5 separate regions of the Homo sapiens genome follow, and regions 1, 2, 3 and 4 are each linked to region 5. Evidence: chromatin loops called from intact Hi-C (ENCODE). Cell type or tissue: ascending aorta. All regions are shown on one strand. Region 1 overlaps LOC105377721 (a long non-coding RNA gene). Region 2 has its middle 120 kb from the start of SMIM23. Region 3 overlaps FGF18 (fibroblast growth factor 18). Region 4 has its middle 100 kb from the start of FGF18. Region 5 has its middle 180 kb from the start of FGF18.

The links. A loop is a pair of places that touch in the nucleus more often than their neighbours do. Peaks named below come from ENCODE experiments on the same cell type or tissue, not always from the same donor. Only the 100,000 strongest peaks of a DNase experiment are listed, where the experiment ranks them.
Region 1: it touches region 5 in a loop (2.5-fold over the local background); 10 of 110 quality-filtered maps call a loop at or near these places.
Region 2: a loop joins it to region 5, with 2.6 times the contacts of the local background. A loop is called at or near these places in 2 of 110 quality-filtered maps.
Region 3: it touches region 5 in a loop (2.5-fold over the local background); 2 of 110 quality-filtered maps call a loop at or near these places.
Region 4: it touches region 5 in a loop (2.5-fold over the local background); 5 of 110 quality-filtered maps call a loop at or near these places.

What each region holds. Positions count from the first base shown.
Region 1 is chr5:171,481,632-171,486,631 of GRCh38, forward strand. All of the region lies in intron 2 of LOC105377721 (a long non-coding RNA gene), which reads right to left. Among named protein-coding and RNA genes, the nearest start is that of FGF18, 64 kb to the left of the region's middle. In ascending aorta, a CTCF peak has its summit at 2,969 (motif pointing right); DNase peaks (open chromatin) are centred at 2,380 and 2,886; H3K4me3 peaks cover 408 bases; H3K27ac peaks cover 1,133 bases.
Region 2 is chr5:171,664,818-171,669,817 of GRCh38, forward strand. No RefSeq gene overlaps it. Among named protein-coding and RNA genes, the nearest start is that of SMIM23, 120 kb to the right of the region's middle. RefSeq lists enhancers at 2,852-3,430, 3,431-4,008. In ascending aorta, a CTCF peak has its summit at 3,111; a DNase peak (open chromatin) is centred at 3,184; H3K4me3 peaks cover 891 bases; H3K27ac peaks cover 1,270 bases.
Region 3 is chr5:171,449,033-171,454,032 of GRCh38, forward strand. FGF18 (fibroblast growth factor 18) reads left to right here. Exons shown (of 5, transcript NM_003862.3): 4 at 115-221. Among named protein-coding and RNA genes, the nearest start is that of FGF18, 32 kb to the left of the region's middle. RefSeq lists an enhancer at 1,931-2,502. In ascending aorta, no CTCF peak of the experiment used is centred here; DNase peaks (open chromatin) are centred at 1,509 and 2,099; H3K4me3 peaks cover 1,381 bases; H3K27ac peaks cover 2,154 bases.
Region 4 is chr5:171,518,683-171,523,682 of GRCh38, forward strand. No RefSeq gene overlaps it. Among named protein-coding and RNA genes, the nearest start is that of FGF18, 100 kb to the left of the region's middle. RefSeq lists enhancers at 467-999, 1,000-1,533, 1,534-2,066, 3,669-4,200 and a silencer at 1,623-1,917. In ascending aorta, a CTCF peak has its summit at 2,763; a DNase peak (open chromatin) is centred at 2,769; H3K27ac peaks cover 2,641 bases.
Region 5 is chr5:171,594,026-171,599,025 of GRCh38, forward strand. No RefSeq gene overlaps it. Among named protein-coding and RNA genes, the nearest start is that of FGF18, 180 kb to the left of the region's middle. In ascending aorta, a CTCF peak has its summit at 2,761; DNase peaks (open chromatin) are centred at 1,885 and 2,636; H3K4me3 peaks cover 369 bases; H3K27ac peaks cover 1,731 bases.

The DNA.
Region 1 (5,000 bases), 110 kb before region 5:
CATCAGACCTGTGAGGTGCTTAGCAGGGTGCAGGTGCAGAGTGGGTGCTTTTCTGGATGTATGGTTGTGTGCCTTCCTCCGACTGAAGACCAAGACTCCCAGGAAGATGGGGACTTTCCGTTCTTGCAGGAGTCTGGATTCTCCTTGGTTAATCAGTTCTCCCAGAAGCCTAACCACTTTCTTCAGTCTTCTGTGCAGATAGATGCTCTCCAGCACTCACTTTGGGCCGGTCCCCCTTTCTGACTGCTCTCATCCCACATCCCTGTGGTGGGTGGAGCTGGCTCCTTGGAAAAGGGGGTTCCTTTTAGACAGCCCTGCCCTCCACCTCCCTTTCCACTCGCTGGCCTCGGCCAGCCCCCTGGGCCCAGCTCGAGAACAGACACTCACCCCTCTGCCAAGCACGGAGTGGGAAGGGAAGGGCTGTGCAGCCCCAGCCAGGAGTCCCAGCCAGGGAACAGATCAAGAGCGGATGGGATGATGGGGGCCACTGAGGTTCTGGGACCAAGGCATGAAGGCATGGGAACTTTGGGCTGCGGTGGGTCAAGGGGTGGCCAGGAGGTCAAGGGAGGAGCAGGGGGCTCCCTATCCCCAGCTCAGCCTGGGTGTGAAAGCCAGGAGTCTTCTAGTTGCAGCTGGAGGGGGCACACAGTGGGAAATAGCCTCACTCCATTGCTCCTTAAAGGGGCCAGCCAGGCTTCTTAAAGTGGCAGCTCCTGGGCAGGGAGGGGCCCCGGGAGAGCTTGGCCTCTCAGCCCTGGGAGCAGAGCTTCTTTCCATCAGGCAGTGAGTCCACCTACCATAGAGATGCCCTGGTTTCCTGCCTCCTCACCATCATGGCATCTAGAAAGGCCTCCTCCCACATGAGGGGGCTGTGGGGTTGGGCCCCTCATCTGCCTTGGCCTGCGTGTCCAGTCCTGGGCCTGGCCCAAAAGAGAGCCTCAGTGACTACTGAGAAGTAGATGATTTGATGAAGGGACCGGGCTGGAGCTGTGAGCTGAGACCCCAGAGTACAACCGGAGCTCTTCCCAACCCAGGGTATGAGCTTGGTCCAAATGGATCCTGGCAGAGACGGGCACTCCTTGGTCAATCTGTTTCTGAACCTTGCCATCTCCACTCATCCCAAACTTTCCAGCCCCATAGCACATCTGACATCTGTGATGTGCTTTTCCTATGTGATAAATGGACACCGTAACTTAGTATTTAGGGACCAGACAGGCTGAGTTCAAATCCTCGCTCTGCCTATTCCTAGATATTTCTGTTTCCTCTCTGCAAATGGAGCTATGAGTAATAATATATTGGGGCATTGTTGAAAGGCTTAGATCATCTAAAGCAGCGACAGTGATGAGAACAGGACCTGATCTTAAAGGGTGCAATAAACGGTAGCTCTTACTTTTACTACGAACGGCATGTGCAGAGGATACTATGCTTTTCTGTCAGCTCAGAAAACTGGGTAGCTGAGAGGCAAATGACATGTCCAAGGTCACCCAGAAAATATACAGCAGAGCCAGGATTTGAACTCAGGTCCAGCTGAGCCAAAGCCTGCTTTCTTTGTGTCATCATGCACCACCTCCTTCCACATCTTGCCCTGGGAGTGCGTGATCACTGGGGCTCGGGAGCTGCTAAGTGCTGGGGTAGGGGATAGCATTTTACTAGGGTCCTGGGGGCCAGTGGCTGACCAGATCCATGCCCTCCTTCCCCTGGCCTAATGCTGCAGATCTCAGGATGTCAAAGGGGGTGATGTCAGACAGTCATGCTGGGTGGGAATGGCTCTGAAAGCCTGCAGCCCCTTCCTCGCATGGAGCCTCAGCTTCCTCGCCTGTAGGTTGGGATGATCCGACAGAGGCATTGTGAGTCTCAGCTGAGCTATAACTCGTGAGAAAGCTTTTCGGACACATAGCAGGCAAGGCCTCCCAGGTTGGAGGACAGGAAGGGAGCCTGTCTGAGTAGGGAAGGGAGCTGGCCGTGTCCACAGCCTCCAACCCTCGGCCTCAGCCCCGGCCCACAGCTGGGCCTGGACTCCTGCTCGTGGCCGCCCCTCTCATGGGTCTGCGGGGATTTCTCTGCTCCAGGCTGACCCCTTCCTTGCAGAGGAGGCTTCTGTTGCCCGTCCGCTCTGCTGGGCCTGGGCTATTCTCTGTGTTTGTGTGTGTGGGGGTTGGGGATAGGTGGGGGTCCTCTTGGATTCTGTGATGGAGGGAATCCTGGCGTCCCTGTGGAGTCAGCCTGGGCCGCCGCCGGCTCAGCCGTCCTTCCCAGAGCCTCTGCAGCCCTTCTGGCTGCCGTTGCCTGCAGATTCCCGGCGAATGGTGCTCCTGAGACCGCTATGGGCCCAGGCTGCGTCATTCCCACCCTCCCTGAGCTCTGGGACTAGCTGGGCAGGGCTCCAGCCCTGGGAACTCCGCCTGCTGCTTTTTTCCCCTTCTTCGAAATTTCACTGTATGATTCAATGAAATGTCCTCTGCTTCCCGTCACCTGGCTTGGCTAAGCTGACCTTGTAGTGTGGAGCAGAGAGCACTGGACCTGGAGCTCAGGTGCTGGCATGCGTTCTGCCTTGGATGTCCTGTGTGACCGCAGGAGAGCGCCTTTACCTCTGTGGGCCTCGGTTTTTCCATCCGTAAAATGGACTGGGAGGATGGTAGTGAGGGTGTGTCTAGCAATAGAAGAGGGGAGAATGAGAACTGCCTCTGCACCCTCTCATGCCTGTCTTCTCTCTCTATGGTGGCCACTGTCTCTTCCTTCTTTGCAGAGATGTTTACCCAGGGGTCTAAGCCAGAGCTTCCTTCTCTGCCCTCCCTGCCAAGCCAGCGTACAGATCACTGGTCCCAGGGTCGGCTGTGGTAGCCCTAGGTTGGAACACACCCCTGGTTCCAAGAAGGTCCCCGTCTAATATGTGAGTCCACAGGTCCTTCCTTCACTATCCTCCCCACCCAGGCTAAAGGCTGAGGCACCCCCCACCAGGTGGGGCTTCACCACTAGAGGGCGCCCACCCCCCCACAACTTGATTAAAAAAATAAAACCCAAACGGCCTACCCCAACTAAACGTAATCGTTACAGCAATTATTGAGCATTTATTATGTGTCAGGTGCTGTACTAATCCCTACAACACCCCTAGAAGGTATACAGTGACATCATTCCCACTTAACAGATGACAAGACCGAGGTCTGGAGAAGTAAAATGACTCACCCAAGACCACCCAGCTGGTCAGTGACAGAGCTGGGACCAGCAACCAGGTCTAAGCAGTGGAGTCCCAGGCCCAATGCAGAGGCCTCATGGCACCCAGAGTCAGCCACTGCAGTGGGGAGGATGGCTGGGATGGGAGCTGAAGGTGGAGGCTAGGATTGATGAGATCAGAGACCACCAAAGGAAACGTTTGTAAACCTTCACAAAATTCGGCAGCTTTTCAAAATAATGATAATGGTAGGTTACATCCATAGAGCACTCACCATGTGGCAAACACAATACCAAGAGTTCTATATACACAATCTCCCCTAATACTAGGAACAACCCAAACGGGGGTATGTTCCAGTATTATTTCTGTTACAGATGGGGAGACTGAGGATCAATGAGGTGAAGTGTCTTGCCCAACCTTGCTCATTTGAACCCAGGTCTCTTTGCCTCTGGAGCTTGTGACTTAACTTCTGCATTCTGCTGCTTTTCTCCTTTAGAAGAATCTTATCCAGAATCCCAACATTTAAGAGATAAAAGTGGGTGGAAGCAGAGGAGGTGGGGGTACAGGAGCCTGAAGCTTTCCAGGCCAGTTTGAAAAGCCCTGATCGAATGCCCCCCTCTCCAAGCCCCAGACAGGAGCAGGGACTTGCCCACGGGCCCAGAGCTGGTTAGGGGTAGAGCCCCCAGACCACTACTTGCTCCCTCTGTGGGTGCTACCTTGACTTTGAGATAAGGTCCAGGCCTCAGGTGACAGGGGTAGATGCTTTAATCTTTGGCCTCAGCAACTGGGCAGAGAACCTTATATCCCTGATGAAGAGACTTCCACCCTGACTAGAGACTCTGGGACATGTCGGCTGTCATAGGCAGTGGCAGCCGAGGGGTGGCTTGGGGGATGGACATGTGGGTCCCCTAAATCTCCATCAGTCTTTCCCCCAAGCCATAGTAAACAAGAGGCCCTTTTCTCACCTCTGAGTAGTGTGCAGTCCCAAACCCCCTCCTGGGTAGGATCCTGGGTCCTGGAGCAGACTGTGGTCATGTGAGTTGAATCAATGACCCCCTGGCTGTGTGTCTAGCTTGGGAGCACTAGGGGGGGATATGGTCTCCGTACCATGCGAAGTCCTGTTTCTGTGTAATGCAGTGAATTCCTACCCAGGTCCCACCTGGGATTCACCTTGTTCTTTTGTAGGAGTCGAATCTCTGCAATTGTCTGACTTCTGCAGTGATGCTGGGGGAATTAAATGTAGCTGCAGTATGTACAAGACATATCCTGCAGTGGGGGAACACTGTCAGGTGGGTCCCGCTGGGGCTGGGGACATGGGAACCAATAATGTGTGTGAAGCACTTAGTGGGGACCAGGCCCAGGGCTCAGCATGATCACTCTGAATCCATACAGCAGCCCTGCAAGGTAGGCACTCTGGAGCTTGTGACTTAACTTCCGCATTCTGCTGCTTCTCTTTCTTTAGAAGAATCGTTTCTAGAATCCCAATATTTAAGGGATAAAAGTGGGTGGAAGCTGAGGAGGTGGGGGGTACAGGAGCCCAAGAGTCCCCAAGGCCACAGTGCTTTCACCCCTCTATGAGGATGCATAAAACAGAGCCTCAGAGAGGCTAAGTGGCATGTTCAGGGTCGTCCAGCTGCGAAGTGTCGCAGCTGGGATTTGAACCCTGGTTGGCTGGACTCAAAGGTCCCACATTGTTCTACTCTGCCCTGCTGGAGCACCTGTGTAGACTGTTAGATTGGTTCAGTGAAGCATGCCTGCTATTGACACCCTTGCGTAGTCCCTTTTGAGGTGACTTGTTACGTAGCAGCGATAGATCGTTAAAACAGTTCCT
Region 2 (5,000 bases), 71 kb after region 5:
TTCAAGGTCACACACCTAGGAAGTGGTGGAACAAGGATTTATATCCAATTCCGACTCCCAAACCCCTGTTGATTCCTCTAAGCCAAGTGGTTTCCCTGGAAGGCAGGCAACCTGGATTTTCCCAATGGAAGAGCTTTGACCCAAAATCAGGGTGCCCCCTGCCAGCCAGTGCTTTCTGTGGCTTGGTTGCTCATCACCATCTTCTGGAAACCATCACCTGGGCTTCACCCTCCACCCAGGGCTCCGATAAGAGTTGTCATATTAGTACAATGTGACCCGACCTCTTGAACCTGCTCTTTGGCATACAATGAGCAAGTGACCCACACCAGGCCAATTCCAATTGTTCCCCATGGATCTGACATTTGGAACTGAACTGGTAGTTGCTGGAACTACTGAGCCTGGTTGTTGTTGGAGGTGAATCCCATAAAGGGCGATGCTATAAGGAAAAGGTTCTGTGAACCCCAAGCATGGAAGACCTGTGGCCACTGGGGTCCTTCTTTTCTGTGACTCATTGTTCTGTGCGTCTTTGAATTCTATGAGAGCTCTTGAATACCCTTCCCAACAACAATTATTTTTAGAAAATCTACTTACAACCAAAATCATGTAACTCATTCACCTCACCATCAAATCATCTATGAATCAGGCTCTTAGATATAGGAATCAAGATGAAACAGGCCAAGGACACTAAAAGGATGACCTAGAAACAGGCTTATTGTCACCCACTCTGTTATGTTATTGGAGCAGCACCTTCTCTTCTGTTTTCAGCTTCCCTGGGGATTTTCTATTTAGACTGATAAGGGGGTGAAGTTGGGAATCCTGAGCCCTAATATTGACAGTGGCCATGATCTTATTGTGACAAGGGAAAAAAGGCCAGCCCTAAGAAGAAGAGGCAAAGATATGATATATAGAGAAAGACTCTTTGCAGTGCTTGAGGCCGTCCCTGTGTTTGATGATAGGTGCTCATCAGTTCCCCCTTTGCCTGAACCTACGTTTTCTCACTTGGCCCCATGAGCCTTCTAATGAATACAGACACTTCTGGCAAGGTTGCTCCTGACTGTGGGCTATTTCTGCCTTTCTTTTTTCTTTTCCTTTTTTTTTTTTTTTTTTTTTTGAGACAGGGTCTCTGTCTCCCAGGCTGGAGTACAGTGGCACAATCACCTCCCAAGGCTCAGGAGATCCTCCAGCCTCAGCCCCGTGAAGTAGCTGGGACCACATGCATGTGCCACCATGCCCAGCTAATCTTTGCATTTTTAGTAGAGACGGGGTTTCACCATGTTGCCTAGGCTGGTCTTGAACTCCTGAGCTCAAGCAATCCGTTCACCTCAGCCTCCCAAAGTGCTGGGATTATAGGCATGAGCCACCGTGCCCAGCCAAGTGCAGTCTATTTCTTACAACTACAGGACTTGGCACACAGTGGACACTTAATAAAGGTTTGTTGAGTGACTGGATCAATGAGCAGAATACAGTTGGCAACTTCCTGCTCCTGGTGATTGGCACCACTGGACTGACTGGGGTTAGGAAGACTGGTGAAGAATGGGCAGAGAAGACCAAGGACTTCAGACAACTTCCTCATCCCAGACTCCTCTGAAGTTAGACGAGGCCCCCACAGTCCCACCCATCATGGTCACAGTGAGCACCAGCAGAGACAGCTGCTGCGGGATGCTACCGTGGTCATTCCTGGGGGTGGGTCATGGTTGGACTTGCCTTTGTATCACACCTCTTGGCCAGAACCTGGCACAGTGCCTGGCACATAGTAGGTGCTCAATAGAGAGTAATGAGGGCAAGAACCAGTGAGTGATCATCCATGGAATTAGCACCTCTGTGTGCCAAGCATAGCCGTGCCTATGAAGGAGGGAGAAGATCCCATGTTTACCCTTCAGTTGAGGAGAGAAAATTAATAACCCAGTAACTGTAAACTAATAATGAAGGATTAAAGTGCAGTGGCTAATGGCACAATCAGACGCTGATCCATTGCTTCAACAGATATCCTTAGAGAACCTACTTTGTTCTAGGTCTGATGTTGGACACTGGGGATTCAGATATGAGTAAGATACAGTCGGGGTAACTGAGGTCTGAGGGGGAGTGTCACAAAAAATTCACTCCTTCAGAAATATCCACTGAATTCGTACTATGTGTCAGGCGTGATGCCAGGGGCTGGCACGACGTGGTGCCCCACAGAGGCAGGGAGCTGGGTCTCCTGCTGAGGCTACGCCATCCTTTATAGTCTCAGGGACGTCTTTCCCTGTCCAGGCCTCCGTTTGTAGACCTGTCAAGTCAAGTGACAAGATCAAATGGCCAATGGGCTCTTTCACTTCTGACAGCTAAGGCTAACCCTGTAGGTAAAGTCCAGCTGAAACCGAATCCCGCCACTCTTTAATTTCCTCATCTGTGAAATGGCCTTGTCACAAACAGCACCTACTTCACAGGGTGCTTGTGATGATTAAATGAAAGAATAGATGTAAATTACTAAGTATGTGCCTGGCATCCTCTCAATGCTGTCTGTTCAACAAGCTCCTCATTCTTGCTACTGTGATTCTATCTGACACCTGCCGCGTGCCCTTCCTTGTGCCAGACACTAAGCCTGGCTCTGTGGAAAGAGCATAAAAGACCCTCCAGGGTACACCCTCCAGGAGTGCTGCATGGAGTGGGTTGAAGGAGGGAATTCACCCAGGGTGGTAGGGTGGGCCTGGAAGCCTCTGAGCTGAGCCGCTCAGGAGAGAGGAGGAGGGGTCACTGGGGTTGGGGGACAGGATTGGGGATCAGAGGAAGCCTCCCAGCGGGGGAGGGGCAGGGCCTGCGCCCTTCCCCTCCGGGAGCCCCCGGTGGCTAGATCTGGTCTGGGCGCAACCCCTGACTGAGGCTGCGCTGGGAGTGCCGAAAGGTGGCCTTGTGGGTAAGTCCTTCCAGCTGCATCCAGGTAATCCCGGCCTTCGAGCGGGAGAGATGATACCCCCCGAGGGCCGGGCCTGGTCCGGCTCAGGATGCGTGCCCTGTGAAAATGCTCAGCAGCCCTCGCCTTTAGGAGTGCTCAGGTCCAGCATGAATCATTCCTTTTTGAACTTGTCTAAATGTGTTTATAAAATAAAGCTGCGGCCCAGGGCTGCTCCTGGCGGAGCGGGAAGGTAATATGTTTTTAATTGGAGAGATTGGGGGAAGGAGGCAGCGGGCCAGGGTGAGCTCACCCCGCATGAATGCGGCTGGGCGGAGAACAATGTACGTTCACATTCTTTGACTACAACGGGCCTCCGCAGGACCTGGCTCGGTGGGCAATTCTCCGGCCTCGGGGCGGGCGTCCGGGCCCGCGCCGTCTGAGGTTAGCGGGAGCGCGTACCCTGGGAGGTGGCCAGAAGCCCTACATTGAAATATCACAGTGGGTCAGAGCAGGGGTCGCAAACTCCAGTGCACCCAGGAACCGCGCAGTATCTCAAACCCACGGACACCCAGTGTAGACCTGGAGAACTGGAAATGCGTGGCCTCTGCAAAGGGGACAGGCACCAGTGGACTCCACCAGCCCCGTCACCAGATTGAATGTTTCTCAAGAAAAACCAGAAATCATATCTGGATGTAAAAGCTCCTCTTTTTAAACGTTGTCTTTATTTAATTTTATCCTATTTTCTTACTTATTTTTGGTTATGTGGGCCAAATAAAACAGATGCCTAGGCCGTATTTAGCCCTGCAGCTGTCCCCTCTTTTAGATCTTGGGAGTGGACCTCATGCTGTCTTTTACCAGCTACCAGGACTTTAGGCAAGTTACTTCACTTCTCTGAGCTTTGGTCTCTTCAACTAGAAATCTGATAGATTAATGCTACTTTTCCTGACTTTTCAAATGCTTTCTATGTTGAGGATAAAGAGAGGAAAGAAGATAATTGTAATATTCATTGGGCATCTGCTATGTGCCGCGCATGGTGTTAAGCAATTTACGTATTTTGTTGTTGTGATGTTTTGTTTTGTTTTTTAATCATCATTATTCTGTAATCTAGGTATTATTCCCATTTTGCAGATTAAGAAATACAATCTTAAAAAGCTGAAGCTGGAATGTGAACCAGTATTTCCAACTTTAAGCTGAAATCATCTGAATTTAAAGAACACATCGTGGTAAGAATGGGGAAATGGAGTCAAGAGTTAACTGGCTGACTTAATGTCACAAAGCCATGCCCAGTGAAGGCAGTAGCCATTTTGGGTCCTAGCTCAGGAATGATTCAAGTAGCAATAGCGTTTTGCAAAGTAAAACAGGCAGAGCTCTCAAGGTTAAATCAAGGGTATAATGGAGTAGGTACCCCCCTGCACTGCTCCAGTTACAGCCCTTCCAAAGGACGACGTAGCAGTATGTGTTAAAAGATTCATATTCTCTAAAAGATTCATCCACTTTCACCCAGTAATTCCTCCTGAAGGAATCAATCCTAGAGAAATAAAAGAGCTGTGGGCAAGCATTTGTAAAAAAAACTAATGCTCAGAAAATCGAACATTCATTATAAAGGAAGAGTTAAATAAGGTAGGTAATGTCCATACCCAGGAATATTATGTAGCCTTGAAAGAATGTGCAATAACGGGAGGAAATGCTCATGACATAATGTTAAGGAAAAAAAGTAGAATGCAAAATTAGGTAAACATGTGTATGATAATCAAAGAAATGTAAAGAAAGAAGATGGGAAGGAAATTCACCCCAATGTTAATTCTCTACGTGGTGGAATTTTAATTTAATTTTCTTCATCCTTGTTGAAATTTTTTTAGATTTTCTCTAATGAGCATATTACATTTTACAATCTGAAATATATATATTTTCAGGATGTTACAGGCCTCATCTCATCCAGTTTGGGAAGTGGATGGGTCTCAAGCCAAGTATCACATTTATTTAAAAAACAAAAGCCCAGAGAGAAACTCTAGAGAGAAAAATACCACAGTGTAAACTGGTTATTACTGGATGATTGGATTATGGGTGATTTTTTCCTACTTCTTTATATTTCTATGTGTTTTTCAAACTTTCTACATCAAGATTTCTT
Region 3 (5,000 bases), 140 kb before region 5:
TTTTGGGGGAGTGAGGGACCAAAGATAGGACCAGGGACCATGTCACTGAGCCTTTAGACCAAGCCATTGCCCCTGGTAATAAAATGTGTCTTGTTCTCCTTCTGCCTTTCGAAGCCCAGCTCCTAGTGGAGACAGACACCTTCGGTAGTCAAGTCCGGATCAAGGGCAAGGAGACGGAATTCTACCTGTGCATGAACCGCAAAGGCAAGCTCGTGGGGAAGGTGAGTGATGGTTTGGGATTCCCGGGAACTTCGGGTTCCCCTCTGGCAGCTCTGGGAGCTGGAACAATGTGTCCAGGGCACTGTCAGTCCCAAATGGAAAACAGGCCGTGTGTGTGTGTGTGTGTGTGTGTGTGTGTGTGTGTGTGTGAGAGAGAGAGAGAGAGAGAGAGACAGGAGAGAGAGAGAGAGACTGTAATCTCTTCCTTTCACCCCATCCCATCCCCCACTTCTCTTCCCCGGGCACTTGAACTCACCAGGCTGAGGTATCCATGGCTGTGTCTCTCCTGTTGGGTGTGGAGCTCTGGCTTGCTTGGTAGTGGGAGAATCCTTGAGGGGCTCTGGGGCACCCCGGCTACATGTCCCTGACGTCTGGGAGCAAGGAACCGGCAGGCCAAGGGCTGTGGCTGCATCGATCGTTTTAACAATTGCCAGGGGCTTACCGTCCTGCAGCAGTGACCTCTGGAACCTGGCCGCCTCGTCAGCGCTGGGCCTCTTGGTTCTAGCATTTCAGAAAGATTTTATTACTTTGAAACTGGCAAGAGAGCTGCATTTAACAAATTAGGGTGGGGGCAGGAGTGGGGGTGCAGGTTGGGGGGACCCTCGGGTTGGGGAGACCCACGTGTGTGGGGATCTGAGTCTCCAATGATGCTGCTTCTCAGCACCCCTGTTCGTTTCCTGGGTGCGCTTGTTTGCAAAAGTCATGAACTGGCTTCCTCTGGGTGTTCCAATGGAAGGTGTTATCCACAGGAGCTCTATGGTAGGGTCAGGTTCTCTGTCCCCTTCTCTCTGCAGGGACTGACTCCCATATGCAGTTTGTACAACCAGGGTTGAGGGGGTTTTGCCTGGACAGGTGGAGTGGGGTGGAGGGTAGGCCTGGATTCTAAGGGGGATGGGCTTGTGCTTGGGGGCAATGCCCTGGCTGATTATTTGCGGTTCATTACATCTTGTTGGGGGTGGGGGAGATGACTTCAGTCTTGCTGAAGCCATGTTTTTGATTTTTTGAATCCCCCAAGTCTTATCCCTCTCCCTTTCCCCCATACCAAGAGGCTGGGGAGGATGTAACAGGCCAGAGATCCCAGCCAGGGCATTGTCGCATTATTTTGTTAATAATTACTGTCATAATAGCTTCCGCTAATTGAGCACTGACTTTCTGCCCGGCACTGAACTGAAACGCTCCCAGTGAATCCCAGGAGGCTGCCACCGCTACCATCCCCATTCCACAGATGAGGAAGCCGAGGCTTGGCCACGCCCGGGCACTTGTCCCAGGTCCCACACTACAGCTCGGCGGGATTCAAAGCCCGGTTTGGAAGGAAAAGATTCCAGCCGCACTGCCCACACCAACTGAGGCTTCTCAAAGAGCAAAATAATAGTAATCCGCAGAGCGCGGCTCCGGGATGCCGAGGAGTGGTTTTAATTAGTGATTCACTTTCCGCCGTTGCGAGGCTGGCCGGCCGGCGAGGGGGGTCGGGGCCGGGGCCGGGGCCACGGACTGGGGCGCGGGCGCCGGGTCCCCCTAGCCTGGCCGGTCCCCCTGGCCTGGCCGGTCGTTTCCTGTGGCGGCGCGGCCCAGCCCCGCGTCAGGCGCTTTGTTCTCCTGCCCGCCTGGGCCGCCTCCCAGGCCCAACCTGCTTTGAGTTTTCGGCTCGTTTTTCTTTCTCCCCCAGCAGGGGCCAGCGGCACCCGCCAGTGCCCGTGCCCACGCCGCGGCCCGCCCTCGCCGTCTGCGTGCTGTTCCCGGCATCTTGACCCCAGGAGGGCTGCGCGGGGGTCAAAAGAGCAGCCCCGTCCCCTCGGGCCGCCCCCCCACCCCGCCGCCGGCCGCCTCCCGCCCGCGGGCGAGCCGCTGAGTCACCGCTTCCACAGGAGCCGGCTCCGATTTCCTGCCCCCTCGCCCTCTCTCCCGTCATTAATATTGGTGACGGTTCAGCTGGCGCGGCGCACCCTGGCGCAGCGGAGGGAGGCCCGGCCCCGGCCCCCGGCGCCTCCCCCGCTCCCGCCCAGGCCTCCACGCCCGACCCCAACCCTTGCCAGCCTCCTGTCTTCTGGGCCCACCCGGGGGACTCGAGGACGCCACCAAATCCACCTGTCCAGGCTTGACCTCTGCCCCGCCCAGCGCCCCCTCGCTCTCTGGCCCCCGAGGCGGGAATCTGGCTCCTGGGCTGCGGTCCTCTCCACAGCCTCCCTGCCCAGTCGTACCTTAGGCCCTGGGTGTCCCCTCCTGCCCTAACCCCTGCCACCGCCTCTGTTCTGGCCTCCTACCATCCCGGAAATCGTTGCCCCAGCCGCCTGGCGTGTGGCTTCTGCATCTCCAGGCCTTTCCCCGCTGCCCACCTTCGGCTTTCTACAGCACATACGGCATTGGAGGGCGGCACATGACCTGCCCTCCACCCCCACCCAGCTCCAAACCCATCCATGGGTCCTCCCACCTTGCTATGGGACACCGAAGGCCCTGGGGAGCCTCCCCGGGCACATGGATTCCTTATGCTCCAGATGCGTGGCACTGAGCACCGCTGTTCCATGGACGGGGCCTTCGGGCACTGTCCATGCTGTGCCCTCTGCCGGGACTGCCCTTCCCTCTGTCCACTTGCCCTGAGTCCTGGCTGGTCATTCCCTGACCCCTCTGTCAGCCCACCCACCCCGGAGCCCCACAGTCCCTCGCACAGCCCTCTGTTGCCTGTCTGCTAACCTGGGTTGTCACTGTTTGTCTTTGTGCCTGCATCCTCTGTCACACTGGGAACTCCCTGAGGGCGGATTCTGCATCCATTCATCTGAGTTCTGTGTACCTGGCCAAAGGGCTCCGGGGGCACCAAAGAAATAGAAACATGGTTCCTGCTGTCTGTGGATTGACTCTTAAGCTACAGCCTGAATTATTCACATCAACCCAAGGGAGTCTAAGCGCCCTGGCCTTGCTGAGCCTCAGCGTCGTCATCTGTAAAATGGGAATGATAATCTGGGCACTTAGTAAGCAGGTAGGCACTTGCTAAGTGTTAGTCCCTTTCCCCTTTGGAGCCAGGTCACGAGGTCACTTCTTCACCTGTGGGAACGCCTGGTCTCAGCTCCAGTGCCAACTCCTTTGGAGTGGCTCAATGGGGCAGCTTCCTTGGGCCATCTGTGTGCCAACCCTGCACATCTCTGGCCACAGCAAGGGTACCTGCATTGAGCCCTTGACAGAGCTTTCCAGAGGTTGCAGGCCCTTGCTGGAGTTACTCTTTCTGCTGCATTGTACCAATCAGATGCCAAAGCTGTGTCCCCAGCCCCTGCATGTTCAGGCGGCCCCCCTTCTCCTTGCTACCCTCTGGAACCCATGTCACCTGGCCCAGGAGGTGGCGCTTCCTTTCATTTTGTAAACAGTTGTTGAGTGTCTAGCATGATGTGCTAGGCATTTTTTTCCCCATCTCTGGAGACGCAACCCAGATTGTATTTTTCTCATCTGCCACCACCTATTGCGATCACTGATGAGTCCTTTTTGGGGCAACATAGAGCCACAGACCTTTTCAGGGCAGGGGAGTGCTCTGCCCACCAGCACATCTTTGTTAAGATGGCTTTGGTTGCAAATGGCTGAAACTTAACCTAAAATGCCTTAAGCAAAAAGGGAATACGGGGCTTATATAGCAAACAACAACAACAAAAACCAACAGTCCAGGGGGTAGTTCTAGTTTCAGGTAAGACTGGATCTAGGGGCCAGATGAGGTCATCAGGATTCCGTCTTCAGATCAAATGGAAGGACTAGGGCTCCAGTTTGGGAAGCAAGAGGTTGGAGGTGGTAGTAGGAAAGAGATCAAATTCTGCTACATCATCAGGGTTCTGGGATGGAATATTCACTTACTCTCTACATACTGATGCTTCTGCCTTGCCTGAACCAATTAAGTCAGAGTTTCCGGGGGTCGGGCCCAAGCACAGGTGTTTTTGTTTTTGGAGTCTCTGCTGTGGTGAGCAGGGTCATAGAGGTAGCCAGGAGCAGAGGCAAGCGTCAAGCCCGGATGTAGCCTGCTGTTAGCTTCTTATCCATTTTTGCCTGAGGTCACGCAGGGGAACTTGTGATCATCATAGCCCCAGGGCTGGTTCCCAAGATTCGTGAATTTCAGCCCAAAGCCTAGCTCTTCAGCCCTTTTAAGTAAACCCAGACATGCATTGAGCCCGCGTGACTGGCACTGGGTAGCTCCTTGTACATCCAAAACCTCGCTTTGTGCCAATGGTGGCTATGTGGGCCTGGGGGAGGCGAGATGTTTTGATGGGCAGCACCTGCTCCTCACCTTTCCCCCTTGTGGACCTCTTTGGAACTGGGCAGAGGAGAAGTGAGCTGCAGTGGCTAGGGCAGGTTCAAATCCCAGCTCTGCCACTTAGAATCTCCATGACCCTGGGCAAGGCCGATTTGCTTCTGAGCTCTGCTTTCTTCTACCAAGCAGAGCTGAAGAAGAGGATGAAATGCAGTAATGGAAGTAGCAATGTTTGGCCTGTAGTTGGCAATCAATAAATGGTTAATGACTGAGTAGGGAGACCAAGTGTGCGAGACAATTTCTAGGGCTCAGCTTGCTTTGTCTCCCTAATCAGTGTGTCTCAGGAGGGACCTCTCATAGCTTCTGCTTGTCTCTGGGACATTTATAACAGATCCAGGAGGGAGAGTCTGTTTTCTTCAGGAGGAAACCCCTTTCATGTGTCATCCCACCGTTTCCATCCTAATGAAAATGCGTTCAACCCCAAATGCTCGGGGCACCCCTGTCTTGAGCTAAGACCTGTGCTCAGCAACAAGAGAACTGAGAAGCAGCCCTGACCTCAGCA
Region 4 (5,000 bases), 75 kb before region 5:
AAAAAATGCTGAAAAAAAAGGCACCCTGCAGAGAACGAGGAAATGGAGATTCAGGAGAAAATGCATTGGTGAGAGCAAGATGGACGAAGAGATGGAGTCAGGAACCCAGGGCCGGGGATGGCGGCTGGGCCACCATCTCCATGGTGAGGGGAGACAAGGGGAGAGTCACGGGGCAGGGAGATGAGCTGGGGAGATCCGAGGACGCCCATCTGAAGGCCTCCATTTTCTTTATGAAGATCAAGACAAGACAAGACCACTTCCTGAGGGTCGGGAGGAGTTTGCTGAGGCTGAGGTTGAGGGTGGGTCGAGGAGAGGAAAGGAACGATGCGGCGGCCGTGGTGGAGAGAGGGAAAGGAAGCCGGCTGGGGCCCAGGGAGAGGCTGCCAGCGATGCGGATCACCCAGTGCGGGCCAGGGACTGGGAGCACAGAGGCCAGCTGCCCCTCAGGGTGAGTGTCTCTGGCCCAGCTCAGCTGTTCAGGCACAGGAGCAGGGGTGTGGGTTGGAGGGTCACCCAGGCTTGCAGCTCAGGCAGGTGGGGGTGGCGGAGGCAGAGAGGGCAGACAGGGATGACCGTGCTGGCCGTGGAATCTGGGCTGCAGCCATGGGGTGGAAACTCTCAGAGGCAGAGAGAGATGTGTTTGAGAACAGTCTGGGGACGGAGCGGGCAGTACAGGAGCTCCCGAGCCCCAGAGACAGAGAGAGGGCTGCCGGTGAAGAAGGTACTGATTGGGTCCTTGATGGTGGAAGTGGTGCAGTTTCTGTGATGACTAGTCCTGATGGCTGATTCGGGGTGGAGGAGGGGCACTGGTGACGAGGAAGTCCAAGACAGAGGGGCCAGGACATTGAGAGGGATGTCTGTGAGGGTGTCAAAGCGACCCAGGGCAATGGCAAGAGATGCAGTTGGGGGGCTCCTCAGGGAGTGAAGAGTGCCCAAGAGGCTGTGGACAAGTGAGGGGGGTGAGATGTTGCAAACAGCCTGTGTCCTGAGAGAGCAGGTGTTTTTGGGAAGGTGTGGGCAGCATAGGCCAGAAAGTGGCCATGGAAGCAAGGGGACACCGCCTCTGTCTCCTGTCCTGAGGTGAGAGAGGAAAGCCAGCCTTCTCTTGGGAGGGAGGGGAGGAAATGATGTCCCCAAGGCAGAGGGGGCTCCCCAAGGCCATGGAAGGGAGGAGCTGGGAAGAGGAGGAAGCTGTGTGCGAGGCAGTGTGCTGTTTGTGGGGCTGGGGTTCTTCAGGGTCCTGGGAGAAGGTTCTGGAAGGAGGGAAGGCTGGAAGCTGGGCCAGGGGAGAGACTGTGCAGAAAGCATGAGGATAGGAGCTTGTAGAACTGTGTATGAGGGGATGGACCCCCTTACAGGGATGTGAGGCCTTGTCCTGTGTCCTTCCTGTGGACACTTGAGTCCAACAGGATTCAGCTGAAGCTGAGAAGTGTGAGAAGGACCTACGGGGTGGGGGGAAGGTGCTTATCTTGCTTCCCAAGGAGCAATGGAGGGGGCTTTTTGCCACCTCCTGGGGTGGGAGCCTCAGTCCTCGGGGCTGGGCCCCCTAAGGCCCGTCCCAGCTGGTCCTGGGAGGGTACCACCTCCTCCCCACCCTGTGACCCCTGGGTCAGGGGCCATCTCCTGGGGAGATGGGAGTTTGTGGCTGGCCTGAGCAGCTGCCTGGAGGGGAGGAGGCCCCTTCGATGACCAACCAGCTCTTTCACACCCCAAGGAAAAACAAGCCCATCTGCAAAAACCCAGAGGTGTGAGGTGGAGGCTTGGCAATCTGCGGCTGGGAGGGAGGAGCCTCCTGTCTTCCCGCTGAGACAGTGTGGGAAGGCCGGCCAGCCCAGCCTGGGATCCAGCTCCCTCCCTCCATGGGGCCTTGGGCAGGGCCTCCGGAGAGCAGTGTGGGGCTGGGAAGGACTCGGAAGCACCTGGAGGAGCAGGAAGCTCTGGGGACACTTTGCAACTCAGGCGGCTGGCAGAGAATGAGCACTGTGCAGCGAGTCGGGAGATCTCAGCCACCCACACCCCCAGACTCCTGCGTGCCCTGGGGCTGTTGAGGGGTCCCCACTTCAGGGTTCAGTTTCCCCTGCCATCCAACTGCTGGAGTCGGTGGCCTGGGATGCTCTTTCTGGCTGGTGAGGCTGTTGAGGTCCTCCCAATATGGGCAGAAGAACCCAAGCAGAGGGTCTGAGCGCCTGCCCGCTCTGGGCACCCGGAGCCGGCTCAAGTTCCATTCCTGAATATCAATGAGCAGGCCTAGGAATGTCTGCCCCACAGCTGGCTGCAGGCAGGCGGGCGGGGCGGGAAGGGAAGGGAGGAAATGGCCGGGCCTGGCCCTCCCAGACCCACCTGCCCCGCAACAGCAGGCAGAGCTTGCAGGCAGGCAGGGCAGCCTCTGCCCAGGGCAGAGGCAGATGGGAACAGACAAAGGCCCTTGAGATGTGGGGGAGGTATGAGGGAGGGCAATGGGGGGAGGGTGGGACAGACCTTTCCCAAGCTGCAGTCATGCCCCGTGCCTCTGTGCCATCGCACCTTTAAGTCTCCAGCAAGCTCCAGCATTCTGCACTGTCACTCCTGGAACTTGCCCACCTTCTCACTGTGGGAGGAGGCAGAACTAAGATTCAACCCCAGGCCTCTTCAGCTTGCAACCTGTGACATTTGTGTTATGTCACCCTAGGAGATAGGGAAAGCTGCAGATGTAGACAGCTTAGGGGCTGCTGGGCTGAGAGCTGCCTTTATTCATTTCTTCCTCTTGCAAGAAACAAGGCCTGTGCCAGCCTGGTGTCGGGTGCTGGGAATACATCTGTGAGCAGGCCAGGGAGGTTTTAGGAACTGGAGAGAAAAGAGTAACATTAATGCTCCCTTAATCATCCTCAGCCCCTAGTGAGTCATCTGAAAAAGCTGCTAAAGGGCTGCATTCCTCTGCAGTACAGAGGATTCACCCAAGTTAGTAAGAACATTTCAGAACAAATCACATCTCAGAACAGAGCTCGGTGATTGCAGGAGAGGTCAAGCCTTCAGAGAGTCAGGACATCAGGGACAGACCCTTAAATGTGCCAGGTGCTGGGATTGACCAGTGAGGGGATGGGTAACAAGATTATTTGACAAGGTTTCTTCTGCACGTAACTCACAGTCCAGGGCAGGAGACAACTCCATCACAAGGCCATGATGGAACAGAATGCTGGGATGGAGAAGTGGGAGGAGCCAGGTAGGAGGAAAGTTCAAGGGTGGGGCCTCCAAGGTGGCATTACAGGAGGAGTGAGAATTCTACAAGGGATAAAGCAGGAACGTGCCTCCAGGCAGAAAGGACAGATAGCATTTGCAAAGGTCTTGCAGTGGCTATAGCCCTGCTGGAAGGCCAACAGTGTAAAGCTAGGAGATGAACTGAAACGCAGAGAGGTGTGCTCTGAATACCAGGCTGAGAGTATGGACAACCAGTGTGACACTTTGCTTGACCGGATGAATATTCCACCCTCCTCCCTGGCCTAGAAAACCATTTTGGATGTGTGTTTGATTGGGTCTGATAAGCTGTCAGGGCTGCCGGTGAAGCTGGAGGCTGTCTCGAGGCTGATCAGCTTGCCCCTCCACAGGCACAAGGACTGTGTCTGGGCCCCAAGCACTCCGTCTGCAAAGAAGGAGCTATAAAAATGTACTCAAGGCAAAGGATCCCAGGGAGCTAGCACAAAATGGTGTTTGAGGCTCTTTCCATGCAGATCAAGCTCAACCCCAGGAACCAAGGCTGACTGACCTTGACAAGTCCCTTCCCCTCTCTGTGCCTCCATTTCCCTGCGGTCTCAGGTTACTCTCCAACATTCTCATTCAGATGACTCAAGGAGAGGTAGAATTGGGTGACCACTTAGAAGGTGGCTGGAGAACTCACTGGATTAGCCATGATCATCATTTCTGACCCCGGCCCCTCTATGGGGTGACGAGGATGGGAGACAGAATTGTGAGGGCTGCTTGCAATGGTTTCATTGTGGGGCCAGCTCCTGGGGAGTCTGTATTCCTTGAAGCTGGCGTCTGGGCATCCACGGGTTTTAGACCCTGGTCTAGGCCTCGGATGGTGAGTAGAGCCAGAATTGGGACCTTGGTTCTTTTTATTTTTTTGAGATAAGTTCTTGCTCTGTCGTCACCCAAGATAGTGTGCAGTGGCAGGATCGAAGCTCGCTGCAGCCTCAAACTCTCAAACTCCTGGGCTTAAGCGATCTTCCTGCCTCTGCCTCTGGAGTAGCTGGGACTATAGCTGCAAGTCCCTATGCCTGGCTAATTTTTTAAAAGATTATTTTGTAGAGACAAGATCTCGCTATGTTGCCCAGGCTGGCCTTGGACTCCTGGCCTCAAGCATTCCTCCTGCTTTGGCCTCTCAAAGTGTTAGGATTACAGATGTGAGCCACTGTGCTCAGTTGGGACTTTGGTTTTTGATATGGATCAAGATTCATATGTCAGCTCTGGATCTATTCATTCATTTATCCATCCAACCATTCATCCATCCATCCATCCATCCATCCATCCATCCATCCATCCATCCATTCATCTATGCAATGACTAATTGTTGAGCGCAGGTGCATGCTAGCTGTGTGGTCAATAGCGGATGTTGAAGGTGCATCAGAAAGCATGGTACACATGTTAATGGGATCTCACTTTAGCAGTGGGTCCATTCCATTCAGCACTTAAGGAACTCCCCTACTTCCTTTGTGTGCCCAGGGAGACCATTTCATTCCTGTGAGCCTCAGTGTTCTCACCTATACAATGAGATTTAATGATCCCCGTTTGTAATGCTGTTGTGAGTTTAATGAGATGATGGATGGAGGGCACCCAGCATGGCACAAGGACTTTGCATGGGAGCTGTCATCAGTGTTCCTTACAGCATCACACCCGAGCCTACAGCTCACATGGCACAGTGGTAGGACCAGCTGTGGGGAGTGGAAGAAGGAGGGCAATGGGGTTAGGCAGAGCTGGCTACACTTTGGCTGTGTGACAACAGGCCAGCCCCTCAACTTTTCAGAATC
Region 5 (5,000 bases):
CCCCAGGTGATTCTGATGCACAGCTGCGATTGGAAAGCACTGGCTTTCAGCTCTGAAATGGGAGCTGGTACAAGAATGAGTATAATGCCAACAGAACAAACCCAAGGATATGATGTCCTCAGCTGCAATGACAGATGCCCACACACTCCAGCCCACAGGATTAACTAACAGTAGAGAGCATGACAGGGCCTATTGCCATGTGACCCTTACTCTTGGTGACTCCCTCTTCCTGCCATCCTGCTCACTTTTCTTTCTAGCATTGTGACTTCTCTTGTTCCAAGACTCAACTCAAATCCTGCTTATGAAGCCCACTTTAACTGCATCCATAGAGAGGAAAGTGGAGAGTAGATTATAGGCATCAGATGTGTTAAAACCAGCCCAACTAAGAAATTCCACTTCCAGAGAATTACAGAGAAATACTAGCTTGAGTTTGCAAGGGATTATGATAAAGACATCCATCAAAGCACTGTTTGTGATGGCAAAAAAATAGAAATGGTTGTCCATCAATGGGTAAATGGACAAAAAATCTGTAATTTATGTATACAGTGAGCATTGTTTGGCAAGTCACATCAATGTAATACATCGATGTGTCTCAATATATCTAATTCTCAAAAAAGCAAGTTGCAGAAGGATATACCATATCTGTAACATGGTATTATTAGATAAATTCTAAAAACACAAAATGATTCGACATAGAGTTTGTGATTACATCTATACATAGAAAAGTTATTAAATGTGTGGGGAAATTATACACAATCATCTTCAAGTTAGTGATTTACCTTTTTATCACTATAAAAACTGAAACAAAGGATGATAAACATCAGCGTTGATTAAATCTCAGTGGTAGATCAATGGATGTCACACTATTTTCTTTACTTTTAAGTATGTTTGAAATATTTTATAATAAAAATAAAGCAAGCAAGCTTTGGAGAAATCAGAGATGTAAGAGTCCGTGTAGCCGGGCCGGGCGTGGTGGCTCACGCCTGTAATCCCAGCACTTTGGGAGGCCAAGGCGGGCGGGTCATGAGGTCAGGAGATCGAGACCACGGTGAAACCACATCTCTACTAAAAAATACAAAAACATTAGCCAGGCGTGGTGGCGGGCGCCTGTAGTCCCAGCTACTCGGGAGGCTGAGGCAGGAGAATGGTGGGAACCCAGGAGGCGGAGCTTGCAGTGAGCCGAGATCGCGCCACTGCACTCCAGCCCGGGCGACAGAGCAAGACTCTGTCTCAAAAAAAAAAAAAAAGAAAAAGAGTCTGTGTAGCCTGGGAAGGACAGAGGTAACTCCTTGAAGATTTGGGACTCAGTGTGGGTATATTTTGAAAATGTAGAGAAAAAAAAAAAAAAGAATGACTTGTTTGTTGTTTGGAAGCTAAAGTCTTTACTTTTAATAAAAGCATTTAACCCATTTATACTTACTTCATAGCTGACATATTTGGTCTTCTGTCATTTTAAAGTGTTTCGCTATTGTTTTAGGTCTATAGCTCTGGCAGCACAGATGAAAGGGCAACTTTCACAAACACATGCTTGCACCACAGCTCAATAGTCACCAATTCCACCCACACACATGAAATGTTTCCAGAAGATTTGGGCTCAGCAAATGACCCTTGTTTGGATAAGAGGGCTCAGCTAGTGCCATGTCTTTCAATCAGATTAATCTGAAATGGGGATGGAGTACAACGGGTAATCTTCATCCAGAAGTGGATGTTGCATTGCAACTTGGGACTCCGTTGAATGTATTATGAAAGGACATGTCACTTTGAGAGGCAGGGAGGCATGATGGAGTGAGATTTAGAGTCAGATATAAAACAATTTCATCTATGGTTTGCTGCAGCTGGACCCTGGCTGTTTCTGAGTGATTACTCAAGTCAACCCCATCCAGATGGCAGACGTGGAGTGGGCCAGCTCTGGTTTGAGTCACATCTCTTATGCTTACCAGTTCTATGTTCCTGGATGAGTCATTTCATCACTCTGAACTTTAGCCCCTCATCAAAAGTGAGGACACTCATATCTACCTGGTAGCATCGTTGGCAAGTTGAATTGAATGTTGGTGAATCAATTGAATTGATTCATTTTATGCTAATGTAAACCCACTACATGCCAGGTTTACCCCTGGCATGTAGTGCGTTTACATTAGCATAAAATAAATTGGTAGATTTTATTTTCTCTCTCACATCCCTTGGTTACTGACATACACCATCTCATTCCTCCTTCCCAGGAAGGTAGGGGGAGAAGCAAGTCCCAGAGAAGGGTTGGCGCTGGCCTTGCAGCAGGTTCATCAGACGAGCCACCGGGCTGTTACTGCCTGTGGCCTCTCAGGGAAGGCAAGGGGTTTCTGGCTGCTTGAGAGAAAGAAGGACCCCTCCTCCCCCACCCCCGGCCCCATCCAGGGATGGGGGAGGCATCCAGGGAGTGCTGGGCCGGCCCTCCAGTCGCTGCCAGCTCTCCTTCTGAGCTTGCATCAGCAGAGAGGCGCAGCATGCTGGGGCCTGGCTGGGCCGGCTCCACGCTCCATGTGCCCTGGCCCCCATACACCATTTGTCGAGCAGCAGAACAGAATTTCCTCATAAATAAACAAGATCTTGAGTTTCACGTTGGGGAGGCGATGACAGAAGAGGGCCTGGGGCTCTCGACGTTATCTGCACCCGGGCCTGCCAACTCCTGGCCGCCTGAAGGAGCCAAGAAGAGAGAGGAAGGAGACCCTGGCCAAGAGCACATTCTTTGGTGGTAGAGTCACTGCCTGGCGGCTAGCCGCAGCTCCTCTCATTTCCCGCGACGTCCCTCACGCTGGCCACCGGGGGCTCTGGGGCTTGGCATTTACTAGAACTTCTGCCCGGCCAAGCGCAAGCACCTGAACTTTGTTGTTAGGGAGGTGGGTGAGAGGGGCGCCCAGGGCCTGGGAGATGTCAGGCCTGGAGGAGAGGGCATCTAGCAATTTCTAGTCTAGATGGCCTGTCTTGTGCTATCCTGGTTGAATTCTTAGCTCAATCCCCAAAATGGGGTTTGATCCATCCTGTCCCAAGCCCGAGGCTGACTGAAGAAGAAACTGAGGACAATCCTACCAAAAAACGGCCCACCTCCCAGCATAGGGAAAGTGGAAAAAGTGGAATACTATGCAACAGTAAAAAAGGAAGAATCATTGCCACATGCAGAAACATGAGAGTCAATTACACATAGTGGTGAGCGACACAAAAGAACATACACTGTAGGATTCCATTTACATACAGTTCAAAAGCAGACAAAATTAACCTATGATGACCTACGTCAGAATAGAGGCTACCTCTTGTGGGAGGAAGGGTTGAGTAGGAAGGGGCAGAGGGAGGTCTCTGGGGGCTGGGAATGTTCTCCACTTTGATCAGGGTGGTGGGTACACCAATGTAGGCATAAGGAAAAAGACCTTGAGCTGTACACCTAAGAAGAATGTGCTTTTGTACTTTACCATGTATAGGTTATATCCTGATGAAAAATTTTTTTGAAAAGGATCCTAAAAAGAATTATATGAGATTATCTCCTTACTCAATTAAAAGTGTACCCTGAGTGCCCATTGGTGAGGAGATATAATTCAAACTCCTCACCAAGCCCTGCAAGAGTCTCTAAGATCTAGCCCCTCCAACCTCTTCACCTTCTTCTTGGGTTATGCTCCCCGCTGTGCCTCTCCAGCCTTTTACTGTCCCTGGAACTTGCATAACACATTCCCACCACAGGGCCTTTGCACCTGCTGTTCCTTCTGCCAGAAATGTTTCTCTCTCAGTTCTTGACCCAGATGACGACTTATTCAGATCTGACTTCAATGTCAGATTCCCTGACTATTTCTTTAAAAGAGCTTTACTCCAGTCGCTATAACTACACTGCTCTGTTTGTCACTCCAGCAGTTATTATCGTCCAAACCATCCAAGGTGATTTTATTTCTACATTTGTTGGTTTGTGTGTTTGCTGCCTCCCCTTGGATGTCAGCCCCTAGATGCTACACAGAGCTTTCCCGTTCAGCTGGGGATCCCCAGTGCCTGCATGTAGGATGTGTAGCAGGTATTTGGCGCTTGCCTTCCCATCTTCTAATCCTTCCTCCCCATTTAATTTGGGGTTCTATCTTTCTCTAATTCTCAGCCCATGTGGTCTGGGTAGGGTTTCTGGAGAAGATTTTTGATCTTTCTTGCTGGACTGCAACCTGGGTGGATGTGAGGCTGAGGCCGCGGCTGCTGCCAGCATTACTACTACTTGGAGGAGGGAAGAGCTGAGAGATGCAGACACGAGGTCTTGGAAATAGCACTTGAGGCCTGAATCAAGCTGCATCTGAAACCAGACCTATACCTGGGCTTTCCAGTTACATGAATCATTAGATTTCCGTTTTCTTAAGCTAGTTGTTTTTTTTTTGTTTGTTTGTTTTAACCAAATGAATGTTCTCTGCCATCCATGGCTATAGAGGAAACTGAGGACAATCCCCTAGTCTCTAGGGGGCAGTATGCACTGTGTCTATAACTGATGAAGATCAGATCACAGACAGAACAGCACATCTTCCCAACAGTGGGAGAGCACATAGTTGCTCAAAATGTTCACTGAGTAAATAAGTAAATGGATGAATAAACAGACAGATAGGTGAGTGGATGGATGGATGGATGGATAGGTGGGTAGATAGGTGTACGGATGGGTAGGTGGATAAGTGGGTGGATGAATGGGTAGGTGAGTAAATGGGTTAATGGGTGGATGGATGGGTGGATGGATGGATGGATGGATGGATGGATGGATGGATGGATGGACGAATGGATGGATGGATGGGTAAATGGGTAGGTGGATAGGTGGATGGTAGATGGATGAGTGTGAGACGGATAGGTGGATGAGTGGGTGAATGGATAAGAGGATGGGTACATGGATGGACGGGTGGATGAGTGCATGACAAATGGGCGAGTGGGTAGATGAATAGGTGGACGGGTGAGTGGGTGAGTGGATAAGAGGAGGATGGGTAGATGGATGGATGGGTGAATGAGTGAGTAATAAATGGGTG